2 separate regions of the Homo sapiens genome follow, and region 2 is linked to region 1. Evidence: chromatin contacts called from ENCODE Hi-C data. All regions are on one chromosome and are shown on one strand. Each heading gives the region's core, a stretch centred on a gene start or an enhancer-like site at or near the end of the contact. The rest is flanking DNA. Distances are from core to core; before and after follow the strand shown.

The links. A loop is a pair of places that touch in the nucleus more often than their neighbours do.
Region 2: a map of posterior vena cava shows a loop between it and region 1 (5-fold over the local background). The contact joins the promoter of KRTAP9-1 here to the promoter of KRT222 in region 1. A Hi-C loop is called at or near these places in 1 of 168 maps with a recorded cell type or tissue (posterior vena cava).

What each region holds. Positions count from the first base shown.
Region 1 is chr17:40,661,891-40,668,161 of GRCh38, reverse strand. It overlaps KRT222 (keratin 222), which reads left to right and starts at 2,985. Exons shown (of 6, transcript NM_152349.3): 1 at 2,985-3,158; 2 at 6,118-6,246. The coding sequence starts at 3,063.
Region 2 is chr17:41,186,432-41,192,702 of GRCh38, reverse strand. KRTAP9-1 (keratin associated protein 9-1) reads right to left here and starts at 2,816. Exons shown (of 1, transcript NM_001190460.1): 1 at 2,064-2,816. The coding sequence starts at 2,816. The coding sequence ends at 2,064. It also overlaps the pseudogene KRTAP4-17P.

The DNA of each region.
Region 1 (6,271 bases), core at 1,736-4,235:
CCAGAGTTGTGATAGCTGCAGCATGAACTACTTGCCAATATTTAACTGCAGGAATCTTAACTTCAGATGATTGTACCAACAACTCGTTTCCTCTGGCTGAAGAGAGAGGGATAAATGAGTGGAAGAAAACTTACATTTATCAGAATGGCTCTCAAACTTTGCTACATATTAGACTCCTGGGAAGTTTTCAAAAATTCTGATGCCCAGGCCCCGTCCTGAGCCAATTAAATCAGATTTTCTGGGAGGAGGACACAGTCATCACCATTTTTTAAAGTTCCAGAAGTGATTTCAGTGTGCAGACACACAGACACACGAATGTCCCTGGAGCCAGGGTCCCCAAACACAGTATTTTGGCATTTGTGAGATGTGTTATAACAAGCTTTCTCCTTTTAATAAAGTCAACATTTTTAAATTATTTACTTTTCTAATAACTATAATGGATTTATGACAATCTCCATCATAATCTCAGTCCATGCACCAAGAATTGTAGGGACCCCACAATTTTATATATGCCATAGCCTTTAATGAGGTATTGTTACTGTTTTATTTAAATAAAGGGTAGTATTTTTGTAAAGGAAAGTAATAATATTTTTTCCTTGAAAAATAAAATTTGAGATCTAGAAATAGTTTACTGCATTACTCACATGCCTGTAAAATACCTTTCTAAATCCTATCCCCTCTGTCTGTCTCAATAAATAAATATTTATTATTATGTCTCAAATTATTGACACAGGGTCCCATTCTGTTGCCCAGGCTGGAGTGCAGTGGTGTGATCTGGCTTACTGCAGCCTCAATCTTCCCAGGCTCAAGTGATCCTCCCACCTCAGCCTCCCAAGTAGGTGGGACTACAGGCTTGCACCACTACTCCTGGCTAATTTTTTAATTTTTTTTTTTTGTAGAGTCTGGGTCTCTCTATGTTGCCCAGGCTTGTCTTGAACTCCTGAGCTCAAGCCATCCTCCCGCCTCAGCCTCCCAAAGTGCTGGGATTACAGGGGTGAGCCACTGTGCCCAGCTATTGAGCACTTTAAATGTGGCTGTTCCAAGCTGAGATGCGATGTAAGTATAAAATACACTTGGATTTCAAAGACAGTATCAAGAATAATGTAAAAGATCTCATTAACATTTTATATGGGTTGCTGCATTTTGGATATATCAAGTTAAATAAAATATAGTCGTAAAATTAATTTCACTTCTTTTTGTTTCAATCTTTTGATATGGCTACTAGAAAGTTTGGAAGGACATCTGTGGTTTGCATTTGTGGTTTGTGTTATATTTCCACTGGACAGTGCTGCTTTATTTAGGGTGCATAAGAAATGCTGGCAGACCTATTTAAAATGCAGATTGCCAGGACTGACCCTCCAGGGAATCTAGTTCAGCTCTCTGTGTTTCAGGCGGATATTAGCAGGAGCTACCTAAAGTAGCAGGAAGCATTTAATTCATTGCTCCCTGAATTTAATTTAGGAATTTAATTCATTGCTTTCTTCTCTCTCCTCCACTCCCAAGCCTAATTCTCTTCATATTTCTCAGTCCCAGTTACCAAGAAAGAGAATCAGTTTGGCCTAGATAATCATTAATGACTCTCTTTAGTCAGAGCTTTCTGTCTCAGCCTACTCCAAAGGTCTCTGACCAATCTATAGATAATCAAGTTGTGACTGATGGGGAAGGTGCAGGAGGTAGGGAGGGGTGGGTCAGAAATAACCTGGAACCTCTCCTCTCACCAGGAGCTGTGGGTAGGACAGCTTTGTTTGGAGAGGGCTGTGAGAATGCCCAGCATAGACTGGCCTGGCCAGATGTGAGTTAATTCAGAAATTAAAAGAGCAGGACATGCATGCAAAGGCCCTGTAAGGGCTAGAACCCAGGTCTGATTATCTCCTGAACTGTGCTCCAGATACAATTCAGCCAAAGCCACTCCACAAATAACAATAATGATAGATCCACTCTCACGACATATTTCTGTCACATCTAGCAACCAGCTGGCAAGATTAAACCAGGAATTTAGAAGGGGAGAGAGAGAACGCAGAGGCAGATATGCAGGGGTAATACATGGAACACAAGCAAGTTGTCAAAGAGCCAGTCCCAGTGATGTCATACATCACTGAGCAACCTTGGGCAAGATGCCTCAACCTCTCTGGCCTCAGTCTTTTCATCTTTACAGGTTAGAAAATGTCAGGGATTGCAAGGATTGGATGGAATGATACGCCAAATACACCCTCCGAAGGGCTCAAGTGATTGCAACGATTGGATGGAATGGTACACTGACTACACCCTCCAAAGGACTCAAGGGTTCTTTTGGTGAATACACCAAAAGGTCTATTTCTTCATCCTTGTTAAAACTTTGGAAATGTTAACTCACAACTCTCATAGTCTACCAGCACTTATCTGCAACATTTTGAGAAAACTAAATATAATTTTCTTTTTTTTTTTTTTTTTTTTTTTTGGAGATGGAGTCTCACTCTGTCACCCAGGCTGGAGTGCAGTGGCTCAATCTCGGCTCACTGCAACCTCCACCTCCTGGGTTCAAGCAATTCTCCTGCCTCAGCCTCCCGAGTAGCTGGGATTACAGGCACCCACCACCACGCCCAGCTAATTTTTGTATTTTTAGTAAAGACAGGGTTTCATCATGTTGGCCAGGCTGATCTCGAACTCCCGACCTCAGGTGATCCACCCACCTCAACCTCCTAAAGTGCTGGGATTACAGGCATGAGCCACCATGCCCGGCAATTTTCTTATGTTATGCCCCATTTCCTTTTCACAAAAATGAACTCCCCCTCCCCTCAAAGTGCTCAATTTTTACAGGGAACCAGTACAGGTTTTTGAAATTTTCCTTTCCTTCATGAAGAATCTGACATTTCTACTATACCAATAACAATAGGAGCAAAGAGTTTACCCTGTATTTGCATAATTAGTTAGAAAGATGAGAATTTCCGTGGCCTCCGAAAAAGGAGCTCTGCATCTTTAAAACTCTGCGAGGCTCCCTGCCTTCCGCGCAGACCGAGCAGACTGCCGCAGCGACTCATCCTATCGATAAGGTTCAGTTAGCCAAGGTGGAGGATGGGAAAAGAATGGAACTGTCCCAGCTACTCAATGAGATCAGGGCAAACTATGAAAAGATCCTCACCAGAAATCAGATAGAGACGGTGCTCTCAACAAGGATCCAGGTAATGATTTCATACAGACAGGCACCTTCCAGAATAAGGAGACAGTCCATGTCTACCCAATTCCTGTCCCGGCCTCTCTGAGGTACAGTATTTCCTTTTCGATGCAGCATCTATTGGGGAAGGAATTTAGCTTCTACTGCAGTGTGACTGGGACTACAGGGGGAAATACTGTGATTATATTGTTAAATTGCCATTAAGTAAGTGTTGATTGATGCATTTGATTTTTATATAAATTGTGAGGTTCCTATCATTAACATGGGGTCAACATACCATAAAATGGTGCACTCTAACCTCTTACAATCTTCAGGAAGGAACCATTCCAAATACCCTTCAAAGATATTATTGGAGTTATTTACAGAGATAATTTAAATAACATCTTTAAAATGAAAAATCTTTAAGTAAGATTTATTAGCATGTACACTTTCTAGAGATATTTCTAAAAGGTTTCTATCATCTTTTTAACGAGTTCCATTTTATACCAGATTGTTATAAATAGAAATCATCTGAGTGTGTGAACATGGCATTCAGAAACAATGATATAAATTATGACCATTGAAATTCCCCAAATTGGTAACGATTCTCCACTAAGATTTTTGCTTCTGTACTATAAGATGAGAAACATTTCTTTCCATTACAAAGCTTGTAATATTTAAGTATTTAAAAAAGAGAAAGAGAGCCTACTTAGATAAGGACTAAATCCTAATTTCATAGACTTAGTTTTAAAGTAACAATCACCTTCAGCAAGTAATTAAGGTCTCAAGTCTTTAAACAAATTTACAAACAAATATTTTAGAAACAAAGATTAAGAAATTTAGGGGATTTTTTAGTTTACCTATCATATATGGGTTCAAGTTATCTTCCAAACCCTGAAATACAGCAAAAAGTTTACTTAAGAATATCACCCAAAATTTTAAAAAAAAAAATTGGTAGAAAAATGTCAGGCCTTTATTCCATTAGCCACTCATTTTTAGTTCCATTGTAAATTTCACCTCTAGATAACATTTTCAGCCTTCATAAAGAATGATCAACATCTTAGATTAAGCAAAGTCACTGGTACAGGTAAGCATTGGGATAGTTCATTCACCTTTACAAACAGAAGAAAAAAATCAATAGATGACAACTTCTAAAAATCATAAACAAAACACTTAACTTTGCAGTAGTAGAAATATGAGTTTAGTTTACAAGTCACAGGGCCAAAATGAGTAAATTCAAATGAAAAAGCAAGACTACGGTGAGTTTTGTTTAAAGTGTCTTTTAATTTGAAACTACTTTAGAGGATTTTCTTCCAAATAACTCAGAAAGTCAGCTGAAATAAATTCAAGACAGCCTGATTAGTTATTTTTTTAAATTTCTAAATAAGCTATTTTAGTTACAGATTGTTGTATAACACCCCAAAACTCATCTGGGACCTCAATCGTCTTGGGGCATGACTGGGCTCACTTATGTGTCTGGCACTTTGGCAGGGCATTGCCGAAAGGCTGGCTCTGCTGGGACTTTCTCTCTCACTTCACGTAGCCTCAGGGTCTCTCTCCATCTGGCCTTTCTACAGGATCTCTCCAGCAGGGTATCCAGACTTCTTGCATATTGGCCCAAGGCTCCCAAAAGCATAGAAGTGGAAGCTATCAGGCTTCCTAAGACTTAGGTCTAGAAGTGGCACAGCATTCCTTCTGCCTCATTCTACTGGTTAAAGCAAGACCCAGGTCAGCCCAGAGTCAATGTAGAAGGGGATCACCCTAGGACTCATCTTGGGAGATAGACTTCTTTAGGGGCCATCTTGGGACTGTAGTTACCGAACAAGCTTAGCTGCCAGTTCCATATTTGAAAGCCACAAGACCAGCAGATACCAGCATTTTTCTGTTTTCTTCTCTCCAAAATTCCTTACTTTACCTTCTGTAGTTGCTCTGGTAGGTGTTGCTTGCTGCCTGACTTTGCCAAGTTAACACTAAGAACAGATTTTCAACAAACCAAAAGAAATGTACGAATTTTGTTCTCCAATACCTTGCCCTAAACTTTATTCATAAACTTTCATTTACTTCAACGTTTTTTTAAAAAAATCTAATGTATGATAAAATTAAATTTTTAAATGTTAAAATATATTTTTATAAGAAAATTAAAAGTTATAAATTTTGCTTCAAAATGCTACAATCAATTCTATACATTGTTCTCACTGTTCCTGGGGCCAAATGTTAAAAATTCTGTCAACAGATACTTTCTTTTCATTTCAACATCAACATAAAAACATTTAAAGCTAAATATAAAATATTCTACTTTTTTAATAGGAGAATATTTAGAAAACAATCCTTAGAGAAGTCATTTTTATTATTTATTCATTTTATTACCCAGATACCCAAAATTAATATGCCTTTTAAAAAGATCATCTTGAAAAAGGTCAATCAACAGATTTTCTTAATATGGAAGTCTATTTGTGAGCCTTATTGCCTATAACAACTTAATTCTCTAAATTACTAGTAATGTATTTCCTAGCAGTATTTACGCCCTATCCCTATACCTGGTCCCAGAATTGATCAGTTTTGGGGGTACGGCTGTTTATCTGCTTCTGCAAAGCAGCCTACAAGAAAATGTGGGGGGAAATAGCTAATTTTCAATCCTTCCTCCTAGTGATCCATAAATAATGAAAAGTTAAAAATCAGAGATCACGAATCTTGGTCCTGCAAACTGTTTTCATTCATGTAAATGTATTTTTCCATATTTCACAGATTGTCATAGTTGGAAGGGATTTCTTGAAATCATTTAACATAGGAGAAAACGGGCTAAGAACGCAATGGACTTACATATTTAATTAGTTAACTAGGCACTAGGACACACATTATAATCTAATGAGTTAAGGAAAAATGCTTTGATTCCTATACAATTTTTCTATAATTGCTTTTACACATCTCATTTTCAGAAGCACTCCTTGTTTTTTGTTTGTTATTGTTGCTGTTGGCTTTCTTGTTAGCTAGAAGAAGACATAAGCAAAAAAATGGACAAAGATGAAGAGGCTTTGAAGGCAGCTCAAGCAGAACTCAAGGAGGCCCGACGCCAGTGGCACCACCTGCAAGTGGAAATTGAATCTCTCCATGCTGTGGTGAGAATGATCCCAAAAGTAACCG
Region 2 (6,271 bases), core at 1,567-4,066, 520 kb before region 1:
GCTTTAAATAGTGCATCATTTGTTCCCATTTTCATGTTTCTAACATTTCTCCCTTTTTTTCTGAAAATTCTGATTTTGACTTCCTTTAGCATAATTGACTTTATCTTCTTTATCTCATAAAACACAGGGAGTTATTTTGTTTTCTTTTATGGCCCAGAGATTATGATTAGATCAAAGGGCATAAGTCCATTGCATGGTTACCTTAATTCTTAGGATTCTGTACAAATTTATCTTCCCTTAACAAAGTTCATGTTAGGAAACAAAATTGCCTCAAAATTTGGGAACCCAGGAAGCATGGTCCAATCTTGTGCGCTTTGCAAAAGTGATTCTTAATCCTAATTCCTGTTAAAATAAATGAAATGATACCCAGATGCTTAATCATGACAGCAAAGAGGAGGTTCTTCGTGGTGAGAGTAGGGCCGGGAAAACCCATGTCACACTAGTTGTTGGTGACAGATTCTTCAGTGGTGGATCAGAATCCAGAGACACAAAGCTCTTTTCATGGACTAGAACACTTTTTAAAAAGTTTTATTTATTTTTATTTTTTATTTTACTCTAAGTTCTGGGTTACACGTGCAGAATGTGCAGGTTTGTTACATAGGTATACATGTACCATGGTGGTTTGCTGCACCTAACAACCTGTCATCTAGGTTTTAAGCCCCGCATGCATTAGGTATTTGTCTCAATGCTCTCCCTCCCCTTGCCCCCCATCCCCCGACAGGCCCTGGTGTGTGATGGTCCCCTTCCTGTGTCCATGTATTCTCACAGTTCAACTCCCACTTATAAGCGAGAACATGCAGTGTTTTGTTTTTCTGTTTCTATGTTAGTTTGCTGAAATGATGGCTTCCAGCTTCATCCATGTCTCTGCAAAGGACATAATCTCAATCTTTTTATGGCTGCATAGTATTCCATGGTGTATATGTGACACATTTTCTTTATCCAGTCTATCACTGACAGACATTTAGGTTGGTTCCAAGTCTTTGCTATTGTAAATAATGCTGCAATAAACATACATGTGCAGGTGTCTTTATAGTAGAATGATTTATAATCCTTTGGGTATATACCCAGTAATGGGATTGCTTGGTCAAATGGCATTTCTGGTTCTAGATCCTTGAGGAATAGCCACACTGTTGTCCACAATGGTTGAACTAATTCACACTCCCACCAAGAGTGTAAAAGCATTCCTAGAACTCTTAAAGATGGTCTCTAGTGGTCATAGAGGTGGGGAGAGTATTTGGGAAGTGCTTTGTAGATAGAAAAGTGTTTGCTTGAGATGTGACTTAAAATGTACATCTTCCCTGCACTCAATCACCACTGTTGCATCTACCCGGAGAAAAATGTTTTTAAAAAAGTGTCCTTAACCTGGATTCAAAGTACCTGGTCATTGAACCTTCCCTTGTCAATTGCTAGTTGTATGGCAAATCATTTTCTCATCACTAAAATGTTTGCTCTGTCCAACTTGTAGGTCATTGTGAGACTTGAACAAGATAATAAATATAAACCACAACTCAAAAGTAAGGCTTCACAAAGCAACTGCTGCAAACAAACAAACAAATGGAACAAAAATCATACCATAGGATGCAGGATAATATAAATTTTATTAGGAAAGACCAGGTAGGGAGACAATTAAAAGTGATCATGAAAGAGTTTAGTAATCTGGCAGAGGCTACTAAATAAAATGTATATATCTAAAAAGATGATCAGTATTGATCATTATAGAGAGTTAGATATGCAGTCTTAAGAATTTTTTTTTAAGTTCCATAGGGGCAAAAGCTGATGACCACTTTCTGTGGCTGAGTCCATGTATCCATGTCAATTAGGTGGAGTTGACTGACCACCATCTGGTACATTAACACAGAGGGAATGAAGAAGAATGAAAGTGAGGTAGACTGCAAACCTTCAGCAGAATCCCAAGCATGGTAGGAAGAAGATGATCACAAAGTTCAGTGTCAGAATGTTGTTTCTCAGAAAAGCTTAGCGAATGTTTCTTGGTGGAATAGGAACTTTGACAAAATGTTTCAGGAAATATGTCTCTGGTGGGTGGTGGGTCTGCAGCAAGTGGATTAGCAGCAGGAAGGCTGGCAGCAGCTGGAGACACAGCAAGGACTGCAGCAACAGCTGGGGCGGCAACAGGTGGTCCTGTAGCAGGTGGTCTGGCAGCAGGTGGGACGGCAGCAAGGCAGACAATAGCTGGACTCATTGCAGGTTTGGCTACAGCAGCTGGACCCACCACAGGTTGGCTGGCAACAGGGTGTGCTGCAGCATCTGGTCACACAGGATGGTTGGCAGCAGGTGGATCTACAAATGGTTTGACAGCATGTTGGGTGGCAGCAAGGCTGGCAGCAGCTGGACCCACAGCAGGTGGGCTGGCAAGAGGTGTTCCTGCAGCAGGTGGGCTGGCAGCAGGTAGGCTGGCAGCAGGTGGTCCTGAAGCAGATAGTTTGATAGCAAGTCGGGTGACAGCAAGGCTGACAGCAACTGGACCCACAAATAGGCTGACAGCAGCTGGACCCACAGCTGGTTTGGCCACAGCAGCTGGACCCACAGCAGGTGGGCTGGCAGCAGGGTGTGCTGCAGCAGGAAGGCTGGCAGCAGCTGGCCACACAAGTGGGCTGGCAGCAGGTGGTCCTGCAGCAGGTGTTTTGACAGCAAGTTGGGTGGCAGCAAGGCTGGCAGCAGCTGGGCACACAGCAGGAGGGCTGGCAACAGGGTGTGCTGCTGCAGGTGGTCACAGTGGTGGGCTTCCAGCAGGTTGTCCTGCAGCAGGTGGTCCTGCAGCATGTAGGCTGACAGCAAGGGGAACAGCAGTGGGTCATGGTGTCAGGGGTGAAGGGTGGGCTCCTGTTCAGAGGTGAGTTTCCAAGAATCTGATGACCCCCTTCTAGTATCTGGACCTTTTATACACTGGTTCCCAAATCTGGAACCAATGAGCAGAATTTTCCTGGTTATTATTTATGACATTATTTTTCATAACCTATAGGGAATTGCCCAGGGACGAAGTGTTCCTTAAGTGTTATGAATCTTCTGAAAATAAATGATTGTTCTACTTAACAATAGATAACCCATAAAAACTTATATCCAGAAGTGAGAGAGGTGATCAACATCAATAGCATCATTTAACTATAAAGTATATATTTTTATTTATTATTTTACTGCTATTATTATCTTAGAGACAAGGTTTCACCTGTCACTCAGGCTAGTGTGCAGTGGCGCGATCATAGCTCATTGTGGCCTTGAACTTCTGGACTTAAGCGATCCTCCTACCTCAGCCTCCCAGAGTGATGGGATTACGGGCATGAGCCACTGTGCCTCGCCTGAATTATCATTCTTTAAGACAGAGTACATTGACTGATCCCCTGACAACTGAAACTAACTTGAAGAGGCCAGAACTATTGTCACCACCTACATTTTCCCCTCCAGCACTAGAACATGGTGATTAACTCAAGGTGACAAATGTAAACCATATTTTAAAATATTTTCCGTTAAAATGTATTTTTTATCAAACTTTTCATCTGTGTCACACAAACACAGATTCAATGACAGTAATTCTAATAGTAATAGCAACTCCACTTGGGTATCTCAATTCCTGAAACAGGGGACTGGGCTCAATTGTAATTGTCGTAATCTTTTCCATGCTGAGCTCCACATCTGTTGATGGCCCTAAGTACAAACATCCCTGGGTACATGATGTTTACGCTTAGTGGTGCAAAGAAAAGTTTAAAAGCAGTTAGTCAGACAACTAAAATATTTTGCTTTGAATTGCAGTTTGAAAATACAAACACCGTTGTGTGTGTTTTTTTTTTTTTTTTTGAGACGGAGTTTCGCTCTGTCGCCCAGGCTGGAGTGCAGTGGCGCGATCTCGACTCACTGCAAGCTCCGCCTCCCGGGTTCACGCCATTCTCCTGCCTCAGCCTCCCGTGTAGCTGGGACTACAGGCGCGCGCCACCATGCCCGGCTAATTTTTGTATTTTTAGTAGAGACGGGGTTTCACCGTGTTAGCCAGGATGGTCTCGATCTCCTGACCTCGTGATCCGCCCGTCTCGGCCTCCCAAAGTGCTGGGATTACAGGCGTGAGCCACCGCGCCCGGCCGTGTGTTTTAAATGAAGGAACAAACGGGACGAGAATGACTCCATCATGTGTATTAATGGGGAAAACACAGAATAAGTTGCATAATATTTTGGATGCTTAGCAATTTCCATATCTGGCTAATCTATTCAAATAAAGAGTTTCTTATTTTCACTGGCAACAAAATGGTCTTTTGATACAGCTTGACTTGCTCTGACTTAAACTGTGGCTAAAAATTTCTGCCATCTCTGCTGCTGAGGCATCCTGACCTTAGCTGTGAAGGTGGACACAGCCTCTGTTTGCTGGTCCAGCATATGGGTAATGGCATTGCCAGTTCATCCCATAAAATGATCTGGTGCAGTTCATTTAGTCAGAATGAAGTTATAGTGAAGGAGAGGATGGGGTGGAGTATTCTTCACTTGTGTCTCCACCCTGAGAATGGGTTTGGCACATAGCGGGAACCAAAACATGATTATTGAATGAAGAACTTTACATTTACTAGCTTGATTTTTTTTTTTTGGAGATAGAGTCTTACTCTGTTGCCCAGGCTGGAGTGCAGGGGCGTGATCTTGGCTCAATGCAACCCCCGCTTCATGGGTTCAAATGATCCTCCTGCCTCAGCCTCCTGAGTAGCTGGGACTACAGGCACGTGCCACCACTCCCGGCTAATTTTTTGTATTTTTAGTAGAGATGGACTTTCACCACGTTGACCAGGCTGGTCTTGAACTCCCGACCTCAGGTGATTCACCCACCTTGGCCACCCAAAGTGTTGGGATTACAGGCGTGAGCCACTGCGCCCAGCCCTAGCTTGAAAATTTGGACTAACAACCATTTGTAATAGGACTGGGGAATTAATTAGGGCATTGGTTCGGAAAAGAAACAGAATGAGCAATTCTATTCTGAACAAGTTAAATTTGAAGCCACGTGCCTTAGATGTTTTTTAGCTACTTCATAATTTATAAGTGTGCTATGCTGATTTCATTAGCAGCTATTTGCTATAATGTACTGGGGTCTTATTTTTTGGGTATTAACATATCCATGTTTACATCTATTTTAAATACTGTTCAAATTGAAGGGACTGTGGCTATGCAGCTCATTCAGGAACAGTAAATTAAATGGTTGGAACAAAAGAATGACTCGTCCTGTGCTCAGAATATCAAATGACACACTCTGAAAAGTATATGAAGGAATGGATGAGATGATGCTAAAACAAAAAAGGAAGAAAAATGGTGCTTTTAGGGATAAATAACTGATTAAATGGAAATTACCTTAGCATCCATTTTAAAAACCAAGGCTAACTGCTACAATGTCATGCTTCAATCAGAATATCTGATCATTTCTCTTCAGGTAAGATAAACAATAGCAAGGAAATAACCCAGGTCATGGTGATGGCAAGTCCTCAGCAGGGTAGAGAAGGAAACTTGGAAGGAAGAAGGCTTATGAACTCTAGTACCTTATGCCACTGAAAACCCACACCCAGAACCTCCACCTTCTGACACCATGGTCAGCTCCTGCTGCAGCTCCTTCTGCTGTCACCAGAGGTGTGGTTAAGACCTCTGCCAAGAGATCTGCTGCCATCCCAGCTGCTGCCAGACCACCTGCTGCAAGACCGCTTGCTGCTGCCGCAGCTTCTGTGAGTTCAGTTGCTACCATCCAGTCTGCTGCCAGACCACCAATCTGTGGATCCTGTTGTTGAATTTCATTCCTGACCACCAGCCTGAGTCAACTACCATGTTGAAAACATACTTGTTTTAAGGAGAAGGGTTATCTCTAAGCTGTCTCCCCTGCCTTCAGACAGAGAGGGCTATTTCTAAACAAACAAGTGACCATAGAACTGTGGCTCAGTTAGACCAGAATCCCAAGCCTATGATACCTGCACTTGCTTTGACCTTGATAGTGACTTCCTTATGATACATTAATTATGTCTGCAAAAATATTAATATTCTTGTTGTCATAAGAAGTTGGGCTACATTCAAACTAAGTGCAAAGAAAAAAACCTGTTATAAATAGACAGGAAGGTGATAAAACTGCAATCATAGCAGAGGCTTTAAACATACTATTTCAAAAACGGTCATTTGAAGAAGAAAAGTAAACAAAGATATGGAGAATTTGAGTAAAATCATTATCAACTTAGACACAATGGATATTTTTATGCCATTTTATGCCTAACGAACTGAATTTTCATAATTTTTATATATACCCCAA